Regions from separate parts of the Mus musculus genome. Here region 1 is linked to region 2. A link is a contact called in ENCODE POLR2A ChIA-PET data. All regions are on one chromosome and are shown on one strand. Each heading gives the region's core, a stretch centred on a gene start or an enhancer-like site at or near the end of the contact. The rest is flanking DNA. Distances are from core to core; before and after follow the strand shown.

The links. ChIA-PET counts read pairs that join two places held with the same protein, here RNA polymerase II (POLR2A).
Region 1: POLR2A ChIA-PET joins it to region 2 with 23 read pairs in embryonic stem cell. The contact joins the promoter of Aldh6a1 here to the promoter of Zfp410 in region 2. POLR2A ChIA-PET finds 5 or more read pairs at or near these places in 4 of 5 experiments (Patski and embryonic stem cell).

Annotation. Positions count from the first base shown.
Region 1 is chr12:84,447,698-84,454,247 of GRCm38, forward strand. It overlaps Aldh6a1 (aldehyde dehydrogenase family 6, subfamily A1), which reads right to left and starts at 3,327. Exons shown (of 12, transcript NM_134042.3): 1 at 3,192-3,327. The coding sequence starts at 3,242. Lin52 (lin-52 homolog (C. elegans)) reads left to right here and starts at 3,811. Exons shown (of 6, transcript NM_173756.4): 1 at 3,811-3,846. The coding sequence starts at 3,816.
Region 2 is chr12:84,312,697-84,319,045 of GRCm38, forward strand. Zfp410 (zinc finger protein 410) reads left to right here and starts at 4,163. Exons shown (of 12, transcript NM_144833.4): 1 at 4,163-4,478. It overlaps Ptgr2 (prostaglandin reductase 2), which reads left to right. Exons shown (of 10, transcript NM_029880.3): 10 at 1,241-3,136. The coding sequence ends at 1,317.

The DNA of each region.
Region 1 (6,550 bases), core at 2,077-4,576, 130 kb after region 2:
AATAGAAAGTGTACAGATCAGGTCATTTCAGCATTCCAAATCAGTTGAGTTTCGTGCTTTCACTTGTACACTGGTAGACAGTGTACCCAATAAAATGAAATAGGACCTTGTAGCTTTCACAGAGTTAGACCTCATATGTTTTGCTCACTAGCACAATTCTTGAATAAACTAGTCTATGACTTTCACTGTCTAGGGTAGTGGTTCTCAACCTTCCTAATGCTACAACCCTTTAATTCCTCATATTGTGGTGACTCCCCCCCCCCAACCATAAAGTTATTTTCGTTGCTACTTCATAACTATGATTTTGCTACAGTTATGAATCATAGTGCAAATATCTGACATGCAGGATATCTGATATGAAGGGTTGCTCAAGCCTGAGGGGTCTCCTCGACTCAAGGATCGAGAACCACTGCTCTAGATATTAATTTCCTACCTGCCGTTTCCTTTGTCTTCTCTCCTTGGCTAATGACTTGATAGCCTCGAAACAAACCCAGAATTATCCCCTTTGAGAAGCTTGTGGCGAATTGGACAGGTTGAGTGTGGGACTCTTCCCTTCGTCCCTTCAGTACCCTCGGCACCCCCAATTGTCCAGCGCTTTCATTGCATTATAGTTGTGAATGTGAAAAGTCTAGGATGGGGCAAAGGAGGAAGGAAAAGCCTGCCAAGATCTAAGTCCTAAACTCTCCGCTTCATCAATTACTAACTAGGTGACCTGAAGTGCCAGCCAATTCACTTCACCACATTTTAAAATTCTAATCTTCACAGAGAATCTTAAAACTAGATAGAGTTAGGGCTAAATTCACAGATTTGCTCTGCATCGTGGAGGCAGGACACTGGGTCTCTTTAAAACTGGTTGTCATATCTCTGAATGGGAAAGATAATATCACACAAAACAGAGGGGCGAGGGCTAGGTTAAATTCTTCTAATTCCAAAACAGAAAAGATAGGCTGAACACTTAAAATAACTGAGAACTCACCGATTACTTTGTATGCTGCCCTAAAAAATAAAATTTAAAAACTCTGAAATATAATTTGATCCTTCTTAGTTTCTTCTGTTAGTTCCTTTAAGATTCGCGGCTGTCAGAATGTACAACATGTTCTCTTTTCTGTGTAGCTCCTCCCCCCCCCGCCCCCCTGTGTGTGTGTGTGTGTGTGTGTGTGTGTGTGTGTTAGTAAGTTATCCAGGTGTTTTGTTGTCGTTGATTTTGTTAAGGTTTTTTTGTTTTTTTGTTTTTTTTTTAGTTTTTGTGTATATATGATTGTATGCAATATGCATACAGATGCCCTTGGGGACCAGAAGGCATAAGAACCCCTAATGCTGGAGTTAGAGACAGTTGTGAGCTACCTAGTGTGGGTGCTGGGAACTGAACACCAGCCCTCTGAAGAGGAGTTAGCGCTCCTGACCTTCCAGCTACCTCTCTAGCTCTGCATTTGATTTTAGAAAGCATTTTTGTTGAGGTTTTGTTTTGTTTTGTAACCATTGACTGATTACTAGGTTTCATTGAAGTGTCTTCAGGCATGTCAGTATACAATGTTGCCTTTCATCCTCTTATTTAACTGCTCTCCTCATTTCCTCTCCTGCTCTCTGGAGGGTTCCCTTCTCAGGCTGGTTGTGAAGGTCTCAAGAGATTTTCCTGCCTGTGTTTCTCCAAAAACTAGGCCTGCATACATGTACCATATGATCACATAGATTAGCCTTTATCAAAGTGTCAGATTACAGTAACTAATTGTTTAAGAACTATTTCTGGTCTTTTTCCAAGTCAGTTCAGAGGTTTCTACAATTTGGTTTTTAGAAAGAAAAAAAAAGTATTTCTTCCAAAAAAGGAGAAATTCTGCTTTTATGCAAAAGACAAAATACCTCAGGATTTTCATTGACTCATGGTGATGGGGTAATGACGAGAGGGGAGAGATTTTTTTTTTATATATATAAAGGATTTTAAGAGGTTGGGAATAGAAAACCTAGAGAGGAAATGCTCTATCTGTTACTAGGAAAAGATACCAGAACAGAAGTAGGGGAGTGAGGTCACGCCAACCTCCAAAGACCTCCAGCTCATTCTCTACACTGTCCCATTAAATGACATTCAAACCTGACCCTTTGGGGACTCCACCAAGAATCAAACACATGCACACATTTCTGCAGTAGATCTCCTAAAAACCTGATGAGTAGAAAGAAATTAAAGTTTATATAAAAGTGCAACAGGAGACATTCCTAGGCTGGATGAGTAAGAGATAGTGTCGCTTAATACTGGATTATGAATCTTGCCAGGAACAGAGCAAGTCTTGCCTCAGATTCTAAGTCCATGCTAAGATGCAAACACAGGGAAAAGCTATAATCAAAGCTGGGGATCGCCGGCATACAGCTTCTGGAACTCTACAACTTCCCTTGCGCGGCGTCCGTGGGGTTCCAACTGCAGCCTAGAAGAGGATATGTCGGCACTTGAGAACTGATTTTCGGAAGGTGTCTTCCTAGGCTCTTATTTTCTACCACCTGTCTGGGGGAATGTTTAGTCTTTTGAATGAAGCAGTATTAGCAAAACCACATGCCCTTATTTACCTCCAAAAGTTTAACTTCGCTGAGAAAGTTTAACTTGGCCCAGGGCTTGGGAAAAACACTAAAAGCCAGAATGTTTGTGAAAACTAACAAATGGCTGCCTTTTTGATATGAAAACCTAGGGTACATGTCTAGGAGATTCAAAGTTCCTTCTCTGATCTTAGTTCCATGTCCTTAATGAGCTCCCATCCCCTCTTGCCTCACATAGAGGCTGGATGGGGGGAAGGGACGCTCCTGGCAAAGGAAAGTACTCTATGTACAGCGACCAAAAGGAGGAGTTTCTGGGGCACAGAGGTGGCTGGTACAGAGGTGAAAGAGAGACCGTGGGAGGAACCAAAAAAGAGAAAGCAAGCCAGCATGTGACAGCAAGGACTGAGCTGGACTGGAGGTGGGTGGGTCAAAGCTAAAAAAGAAAAGGCTCAGGAGTAAAGGGGAGTGGGGAGCAGGCGTGACCGTCCGGGGCTGAATCTCGGGGCCAGGCGGTACAGAGTGACAGCCCTGACGCACGGGTCTGGTGGAACACAAGGGGCTGCAAAGAAGGGGCTGGGCCAAGAAGTCTGTCCGGCAGAAGCATGGTTTAGAGACGGGGCGGAAAGGACCCATTTCTAACATCATGGTCCCTCGTCGCCACCCTCACTCGCCTGCAGGATCCGGGACCGCATTGCTGCCGCTGCCGCCACTGCCGCCGCCATGGCTCACCGACTCTGCCCAGCTCGCCTGCGTCTCGGCTGCCAGTGCCTCCCTTGAAGCAACACCGTTAAGCCACGCCCAGAACACGACCGAGCCTCTCCATTGGAGGGAAGGGCCACTTCCTATAACCAATCACTTGTCGGAATCTTTGACTCCACCCATCATTCCCACCCCTGGGAATAGGTGATTGGTCAAAGGTGGAAGCGTTCTGGGCTTCTCTCACTTTATCCTATTTTTGTTGGCGGAAATATGGAGACGCCCCCTCGACTTGGTACTGCATAGTAAGCACACAGGGAAGACGCCCCCTAACCGGGAACTCCGATTGGCTGTAGGTAGGCTCTCTAAGGTCCCGCCCCCTTGCTAAGGAAAGTAAATAAGGTCCTTGAAGAATTTTGCCTGCGTTCCACTTTAACCACTCCGTGGGTGGGGCTGCTGTCTGGGGTGGGACTAGGCAAATGTTACCCTATGAAGTAGGGAAACGAGACCGGGCTGTGAGCTAAGGATAGGTTATCCCTGCTAGGGGCGTGGCTTGCGGATCCTCGCTTTCCCGCCGACGGTTGGTTACGTCACGTGACATGGGCTGGAAGATGGCGTCTCCCACAGACGGTAAGAGCCGGCTTGGAGATTGTTGGCCTGTAGTATCATTATTTGCTTCTCTGGGAACTTCCTCTGTCCTCACCCTTACTCTTTTTTTCTTGCGCCCCTCTCCTTTCTCTCCCACTTTTCTCCTTTGGGGTATGCCGGCTTTTCAGCTAGCAGGTGCCTAGTACCAGGTCTCCTTGCTGTGTACTAGGAAGGAGTCCATCAACCGGAGTCCCTATGGGGGGAAAAAGGACAGAGGTCGCTCCGGCCCATCGGTGATGCTGAGGGTTCAAAAGGAGCTGCTGAGGGGAAAGGGAACTTTCTTTTTGAACAGGCCCATTGGAGTGTTGGTTCTGTTCTCATCTCAGTAGAGCTGGTACGTATGAGTCTCTCAAGCTCTATGGCTGTGAAGTGTGAGTGGTGACTGACATGAGGTCTAGGGTTCATTCCTCTACCGAGCCGGCAGAGAGAGAAGCTTGTCTCCTCAGTTCAGGTCCGTTGCCTTGGCAGCAGGAGGTGCGGGGACCTGGTTTCCTTGCCCTGAGTCCCGAGGGAGTGAAAATTCGGCTTGTTAATGTCGCTTCTCACGCTTCTCAACTCTTCCTTAACTCGTCACCCCTCTACTTTATGTGTTGTTTCCGTAGGCTGAGGGCAGGAGCAATTCTGCTTATTCTGTCTTCTAAGACGCAAGTCATCTCAGTAGACATATAGGTGTTCTTGATATACCCGTATGCTTTTGCTCGCGGTTTTGCTTTAATATTTGGAATTGCTCTTCTGTCATTATTCAGCATCTCAGTTTATATAGTTATTCTGTTAACTTTGCACTTTGCCCGGGCCACACCCAACTATAAATTCCAATTCTGTCTTATTTCATTAATTTAGTCCTAGGGTTTTTTTTTGGGGGGGGGTTGTTTGTTTATTTTTACTATTTATTTATTTATTTTGGTTTTTCGAGACAGGGTTTCTCTGTATAGCCCTGGCTGTCCTGGAACTCACTCTGTAGACCAGGCTGGCCTCGAACTCAGAAATCCGCCTGCCTCTGCCTCCCGAGTGCTGGGATTAAAGGCGTGCACTACCACTGCCCGGCTAATCCTAGGTTTTAGAATAATGCCTGTAAAGGATTTGGCTTTAAGTTAACGTTTATCCAAAAGTAAAACTGGCCTTGGTGTGTGACCTCTAATTCTAGCTTGGGAGATTGAGGCAGGAGGTTTGTTGCTTCAGGCTTGCCTAGGCTGTAGAGGGAATTGTAGGCAAATCGTGTCTAAAATAAAAAGTTGGTTTAGTTTGTTGGTTGTTTTGTTTTTGTTTTTGTTTTTCCTGAGACAAGGTTTCTTGTATAGTCCTGGCTGTCCTGAAACTTGCTCTATAGACAAGGCTGGCTTTGAACTCAGAGCTCTTCCTACCTCTGCCTCCCGAGGCGTGCACCACCATAACACAGCTTAAAATAAAACGTTTTATTTTTAAAAGTAAGGGAGGAGTGACTGGAGAGATGGCTCAGAGATTAAGAGCACTGGTGCTCTTCCAGAAGTCCTGAGTCCAATTCCCAGCAACCCTATAGTGACTCCTGACCATCTACAATGAAATCTGGTGCCCCCGTCTGGTGTGCAGGTGTACATGCAGGCAGAACACTGTGTACATAGTAAATAAATCTTTTTTTAAAATGTGAGGGGGATGCAGGGGGCTGGTGAGATGGCTCAGTAGTTAGGAACACCTGGTGCTTTTGCAAAAGACCTGGATTCTATTCCCAGCATCTACATGGTGACTCATGACTCGATTCCAGTGGATCTGACCGCCATGAACATCAAGCACACATGTACTCCACATATATACCATGAAGACAAGACAGTCATACCATAACTACATCTGAAAATGAACAATAAGAAGTGAGACTGTAGTTCAGCACTAGGGAGTTGTTGATCATGACCAAGACCCTAAGTTCAGTCTTTAGTACTAAAGAGGATGATTAGATTATATTCAAAAGTAAGGATACCAGAGTTTCCTCCTTTCTAATTCTTTCCTTTTTTTGAGATAGGGTCTCACTGTGTAGCCCAGGTTGGCTTCAGACTCACCATCCTCTTGCTTTCCTACCTGTGCCTCCAGTAAAAGTCTGTACCACTATGCCTGGCCTCTTACCAAAGAAGTTGTGTTCACAACAAAAGAGATTCTCTAGCCTGGGTGTTTTTTTGTTTGTTTGTTTGTTTGTTTTTTGTTCTGTTTTGTTTTTGCTAAAACATCCTTTTCTTACTAGCAAAAAAAAAAAAAAGTGTTGGTAAGATTTTTGTTGTCTTTTTAAAAAATTGGGGTTCATCTTGGTGTCTGTGGAGGTCTCCTGGGAGCAGGATTTCTAAAAGCCAGTATCTGGAAGACTGTGGTACAAGGCCAGTTTTTGCTGGATAAGTGAGGTTCTAGAAGCAGAGAGCATCCAGCTCTTCTTCAAATTGAAGGTGCTGGTATCTGAGAGGAGACTTAATTCTACTAAGACAAAGAGATGTGCTTATGTGTATCAGAAAGTAACACAGTGACTCCTGGAGCAGACCAAACAAAAGCAGAGAATTGTGCTGAGAGATAAGTCTTCTGTGGAGAGATAAGTCTCGGCCCTGTAGAAATGGTAGCAGCCATCGTGCAAAGGCCAGAATCCATGGAATGCTACACAAATGTAAACTAACGAAAAGTAAATAAGTCAAAGAACTTGGGTTTGTGGCATTGCAGTTTCTTGAGATGGAGAAGG
Region 2 (6,349 bases), core at 2,913-5,412:
TTTTGGCCCCATATTTATTTGCCTTTACTCAGAGTCTGTACTGTTATGGATACAGGTTAGACACGTCCCCTTTAAACAGCAGTGGGGTTCTTGTTATTTTTCAGTCTTTTGGAGGCTAGGTTTCTTTCAGTAAAGCTAGGATGATCCTGAACTCTTTACCGTCCTGCCCCAGGAACAACAGGTAAGAATCACAATCCCTGTATGCAGTGCTGGGTTAACTCAGCTGCTCCTAGGCTAGGCAGGTGGCACGTTACTGCCTGAGCTGTGTCCTCAGCCCAGCCACAGCTTTTCAGGATGTTGATTGGATTGCTTTGTATCTTACTTGTACCTTTTGTCTGTGTTTGTTTGAAGCGAGATCTCCTTTCCCTCTCCTCTTCCTTTTCTCACATTTCAAAATGCATTAATTCTTTCTTCAGGCCAGCCTGGGGCAGGTCCCCAACATCCAAGCTCACTGTTCAATGGAACTTTCCCTAGGTTTCTAAGATATAGACTGTATCTGAGGGAGGCAGTGTGCTCTCTCCTGCCCACCTCTTTCTGGTTGTTTTAGAGTCTTGTTCTATAGCCCAGACTGGCCTTAACTCACGATCCTCTAGCTTAACTCCAGAACGCTGGTTTTCATGCATACACCATGAGCGTTTTCTTCTGTATGTAGTATTAAATAAAACAAATCAAAACCAAAAACCATAGAGAAGCTGGGTGATGGTGTTGCATGCCTTTAATTCCAGCACAGGAGGCGGAAACAGGTGGATCTATCTATATGAGTTCAAGGCCAGCCTGGTCTACACCATATGCATGCATGGTGCTCATTAAGTTCAGAAGACAGTGTTGGATCCTCTAGAGCTGCTGCCAGGAATAGGAATGGTTGTAAGCTATCATGTGAATGCTGAGAACTGAACCCATGTCCTCTGCAAGAGTGACAAGCACTCTCAAACACTAAGCCATCTCTCCAGCTCCACATAAAAATACCCCCCACATCCCCCAACAGGCTTTCACTGGTTAGTCTGGGCTGTCCTGGAACTCACTCTGTAGACCAGGCTGGCCTCAAACTCTCAGTGCTAGGATTAAAGGCATGCACCACCACCACCACCACCCAGCCACAAAACAAACAAACAAACAAACAAACACACCTTAAAAGTAAAATCACAGAAGAAATTATTCAAACTAATTTTATATGTTAGACTTCTAACAGACATATAGTAACATTTCTCTTTTCAGACAACAAGTTTTGTTTTTCTTTCAGTTGCATTCCAGTCCATGATGACAGGGGGCAACGTAGGGAAACAGATCGTCTGCATTTCAGAAGATTCTTCTCTGTAGTCTTGGTGTGTCTTCATCAAGGAAGCCCTCCATTTTTCACTTCCCACAAAGATTCTTAACATGCATTTAAAAATAATCTTTCTGTACAGATAGTTCTTGATTCTAGTGTGATAATATTTTCTTTGTTGTATAACCACTTTATCTTCCATATCATATTCACTCTACATTTAACATGTGATTGCCTGCCATAATACAGGAGTTCTCAAGCTGTGGGTTACGGCCCCTCCGGAGGAGTTACATATCAGATATCTCGCATAACAGATATTTACATTATTATTCATAACAGCAAAATTACAGTTATAAGGTAATAACCGAATAATTTTATGGTTGGGGGTCACCACAACATGAGAGACTGTATTAAAGGGTGGGTGTATTAGGAAGGTTGAGAACCAATGCCACACTAGATTGAAGTTAGTATTACTTGTTTTTCTGTCTTTTTTACTTTGTTTTTGAGGCAAGATCTCTATATGACATCCACACTGGCCTCCAACTTGTGATCCTGGGGCTCTGTCTCCTAAGTCCTGGAATTGTAGGCATGTACCACTATGCCTGATTATTTTTCTTATAATAACTAATAATATTGTTTTGGAGATGGGTCTGTTAGTTTAGCTCAGGCTGGACTGACTCCTCAGGTCTCCCACTGCTGAGCCTGCTGGGATGCCAGGCAGCTGTCACTCACTAATATGTGGCTAATTTTGTTTGTGAAAATTAATATTACATATATTTGTATCAAATATTTAAAAAACCTGGGTGGTTTTTAACCCCAACTATTAGTGGATCATATATATATATATATATATCTTTAAATTACTTTTAGAACTGAATAAACAGTCTACGAATTCTAAGGTGAGAAGCAGTTAACATTTGTTGAACTGGTAACATTTTTACCATTCTTAAACTGAGTATTAGAATTGAGAAAGCCTTTCCATATTTTTGATGAGAGACTTTAAAAGTCTTTACCCGAATGTTTGTCTGTACACCACATGCATGTCTGGTGCCTACAGTGGAGAGTGGCTGGAGAGGGTATTGGGGCATTGGATCCCCTGGAACTGGAGAGAGTCTGAAGCCACCATGTGAGTGCTGGGTTCTAGAATGCAGATCCTCTGGTAGAGCAGGAGATGCTCTTAGTGTTGGCCACCTCTCCAGCCTGTCTGTACTTAATGGCATAAGTACATAGGATTTCGGGCAGCATTGGGAGTATTTACAGATTGTGGAACAGTTTGGGGTAGGACGTTTTGGGCTGGGAGTGGTCTGAGAAGATAAATGAGTGGTTGGGAGTCTCCAGAGACAAGGTTTACATCCAGGGATGATGTTTGTGTTCTGCCAAACAACTAATTGAGTAGCAAGCCTAACAACTTACTACGTGCTGATAAAAGCTTGTGTTTATTTTAGGAATTTTTTTTTAAAGACAAGAGTCTGTTAGGTAGCTTGCTATGTAATCCAGGCTGGCCTGGAACTCAAAGATATCCACTTGGCTGTCTGCCTCCGAGTGCCAGTGTTAAAGGCCTGTATCCCCATTCTGGGCTTATACTTTGGAGAACTAATAGATATAAACATCACTAAGAGTTTCACTGATGAAAGTGAGTCGGAGTGGTCAGGGCAGAACACTGATCAGTACTCTAGGGGCTCTGAGGTCAATCCCCAATGGTACCTTCCCACAACAAGCCCCAAGTAATCAAGCTCCAGAAAGCTATAGGATTAAGTAAATTAACCAATGGTTATAGACATGACTATTCCAGATATACTGATGTATCACATTTGTTTTCTTAATTTTCTCAACCTTTAGAAAAATAAAACTGGAGATGTTTTCTGAGTATGACTTATGACCACTTTTTTTTTTTACAGTCAATATATTTTAGAGGCAAAACAAATTAGCAGCCACTAAATCAAATTTTGCAGCGTTCTAACCTTGTTTTACATACTTTCTCTGGACCCCAGTTTTTCTTTCTGAACAGTTCTTCATCTCTTCATATAGTGGTAACTGGTAAATCTTTGTTTTTTAATCCTTTCTTAAATTTTAGGATTTTAGCTCCTAGTAAACATCTCCTTGCCACCCCAAGATTTTTGTCCCAGATACTGTGTAGGCCAGTTGTCCTTGTCATGGCCATCCTCAAATGGGATCACAGTCATGCTTCTCAGTGCGCAGGACAAACTGTATCGAGGAAATGTTTTCTCCCGGAACATTTTGTACCAAAACTATGACTCCCTAGCTCATCCAGACTCCTGGCTTATCTCTAACTTGAAAATGAGCGCCTTCAGAGAACATTATATCTCACAGGCACTATCTTTAGTCCCCTACTCTTCCACACCGCATCATGTTTTGTTGTTGTTGTTGTTTTTTGTTTTTTTGGACAAGGTCTCAACTATGTAGCCCTCGTTCACCGGGAACTCCTGGAGTACTGGGATTGCTGGAGTTACAGGCGTGTGCCACCACTGCAGATCTTAAGTTTCATGCAGTCAAACTCGAAAGTTTCAACAAGAACTATTATCCAGCTTGGAACTTAGTTATCTGAGCCCTCAGTCAGTGCATCCAAGATCTCTGGAGAATTCTTAAATGTTTCTAACGCTGTACGTGTGCCTAAATTCACACCCAGTCCTAGGGGCAATGCAAGGCTTGATTTCCAGGTCCCTCTTTGGGCCATGAACATTTCAGGTGCTCTTCATGGGCTTTTGGTGTTTCGGGAGCTGTCACAGGTCCTCAGCTCCGGAGAAAGCTACCCTCCACCCCGCGCCGTCTCACCCATCCCAGCCGCCGCGGCCCCTGCTGAACAGCTCCGCTCAGCGGGAAGGCAGTGACGTCACGGCTAGACTGCACTGACCTGGTTTCAGATTTCGCGGACCTGAGAACCCTGAAGGGCAGACAGGAGGGGACGGGGCGCTGCGGTTCCTCGGCCGGGAGGGAACCCTGTGTGTGTCTCGGGCTGTGTATGCGTGTGTATGTAGCGGGGAGCGAAGGATCGCTCTCAAGCAGCGGCCCAAGAGTCAGCGCCTCCTCCTGAGAAACACCCGCGGGCGGAGAAGAAAGCGAGTGGGTATGTTGATGGGGGGCGGCCAAACTTCCTGTCCCGCTCTGGAGCTGCTTCCGGCGGGAGCCGGAAGACGCCGTGTGTGGACGGGATTCGGGGCTGACTGACGGACGGACGGCTGCCCGAGACTGGAAGGTGAGCTCCAGGCTAGTGTAGCCACCCCCGCTCGGGTAGGTGGTCCCGCCGAGAAAGGAAGCCACTTATGGGGTCTGGGGATCTAGAGCCGGGTTCGCCCCCGAAGGGCGCAAGGAAGCCGTCCCCCCAGACTCCCCCAGGCGTCTAGCGGGCGGGGAGCGACCGGTCCGAAGCCCGGCGGCTGCGGCCCTAACCCCTTTGGGGATCTGGGGCGCACCGTTTCTCCTCCTTTGCTTGTTCTTGAGGGAGGGAGCTTGGAGACCAGCCTGCCCCCCCAGAACGCGGGAGTCAGCGAGTCCCCCGGGCGGAGGCTCCGGACTGCACCCGCGGCTGGGCCCGCCCGCAGACCTAAGGGCCTTCGGCTGAGGCCTTTGTGCTGGCGGGAAGGGTTGACAGCGGTGCCCTGCCCGCGTTTCACCCAGGGCTGCCGGCACCTTTCCTGGGTCCACTCTCTGCCTTGGGCTGGAATAGGGAAGGGACGTCTGCGGACCAGAGCCGGACCTCTGGGGTCTCCTTTGCCTGTCACCTCAGGCCCGTGTGTGGGCAGCGAGTGTTTGCAGCCAGGATGTGTTTTGCTCGTTCAACTTGTTCTCTGAAGTTTCTCAAAAGAAGACGATCCAATTAGTTTATTAAACTTTATCTCACTTGCTCATGAGGCTCTGAGATGTACTTAGGAACCATTTGGGAGTGAAATATTATTGATTTGGGGTTAAGAGTTCATACATTTACATTACATTAGACACAAAGATCAGTGGAACATATGTAAAGAGAATAAAACATAGTTTGAGGTCAAAACGCGCAATTCTGGGTGTTTGGCGTTGAGAAATTACACTTTGTGGCAGATACAGGGCAGCCAAGCATCAGAAAATGTGGTTCTAATTTGAGCTTTGTATCCCAGTAGGTGTCAAATTTAGGTAAATCCCACAATTTCTAAGGTTTTTTTTGGGGGGGCAGTGGGGGGAGGAGTATGTCAGTGAAGAGGTTTACCGTTAAGGGCTGGCCATTATTCTGAGATACTAAACTGCATATGGAGAGTGACAAGCAGAAAGATACTGAGAAATCTAAACAGCATCACAGGAGTCACTTTGGGGTCTGGTTATTATTAATTGCTGGGATTATTAAAACATGTAGGATGAGAGGCACTGCTAGGTAAAATTTGCAGCTGAGTGGGAAGATTGGGCAATAAATAAAAGATAATTCAAGAAGAACAGGTTTGGTAGGGGAGATGATAATCCGTGTTTAGACATGGTTTGGTTTGACATGCTGAGGATATATATGCAGAATTAGTCCATAAGCAGTTAATGAAAGTTTGGAATTGAAAAGTCAGAGTGAAGGGGTAGGGAATTGGGTATCATTTGTCATGTTATTTATCCTCTGAATTATTGTCTGAATATTTATCCAGTGCTCACTGGAAACCTGTATGGCAGTCATTTAAACTCACAATAATGACTAATTTAGAAGTGGGTAGTGACGTCAGGGTTTCTTTTTGGGAAAATGTAAAATTAGCCAAGTATGGTGGTACACACCTTTAATCTCGGTACTGTGAGGCATAAGCAGGAGTGGGAGTTGAAGGCCAGCCTCAGATTCCTGTAGAGTTCCAGGCCAGCTTGAGCTATGCAAGAGCCTGTCTGAACCCTTCCAGCTCCCCCTACCCACCCCACCCCCCAAACATCAAACAAACAGAAATGCTCGTGTGTGATTTCGGAACTATGACTACACTGAAGACAGTTTACTGTACTTTTCAAAGTGTGTAACAGGACCTGGGCTTAGTTCCCAGCACCCCACATGGTGACTCATAACCTACTACAGTTCCAGAGGGTCCATGTCCCTCTGCCTCCATGGGTTCTGCATGCACATGATGTATAGACATG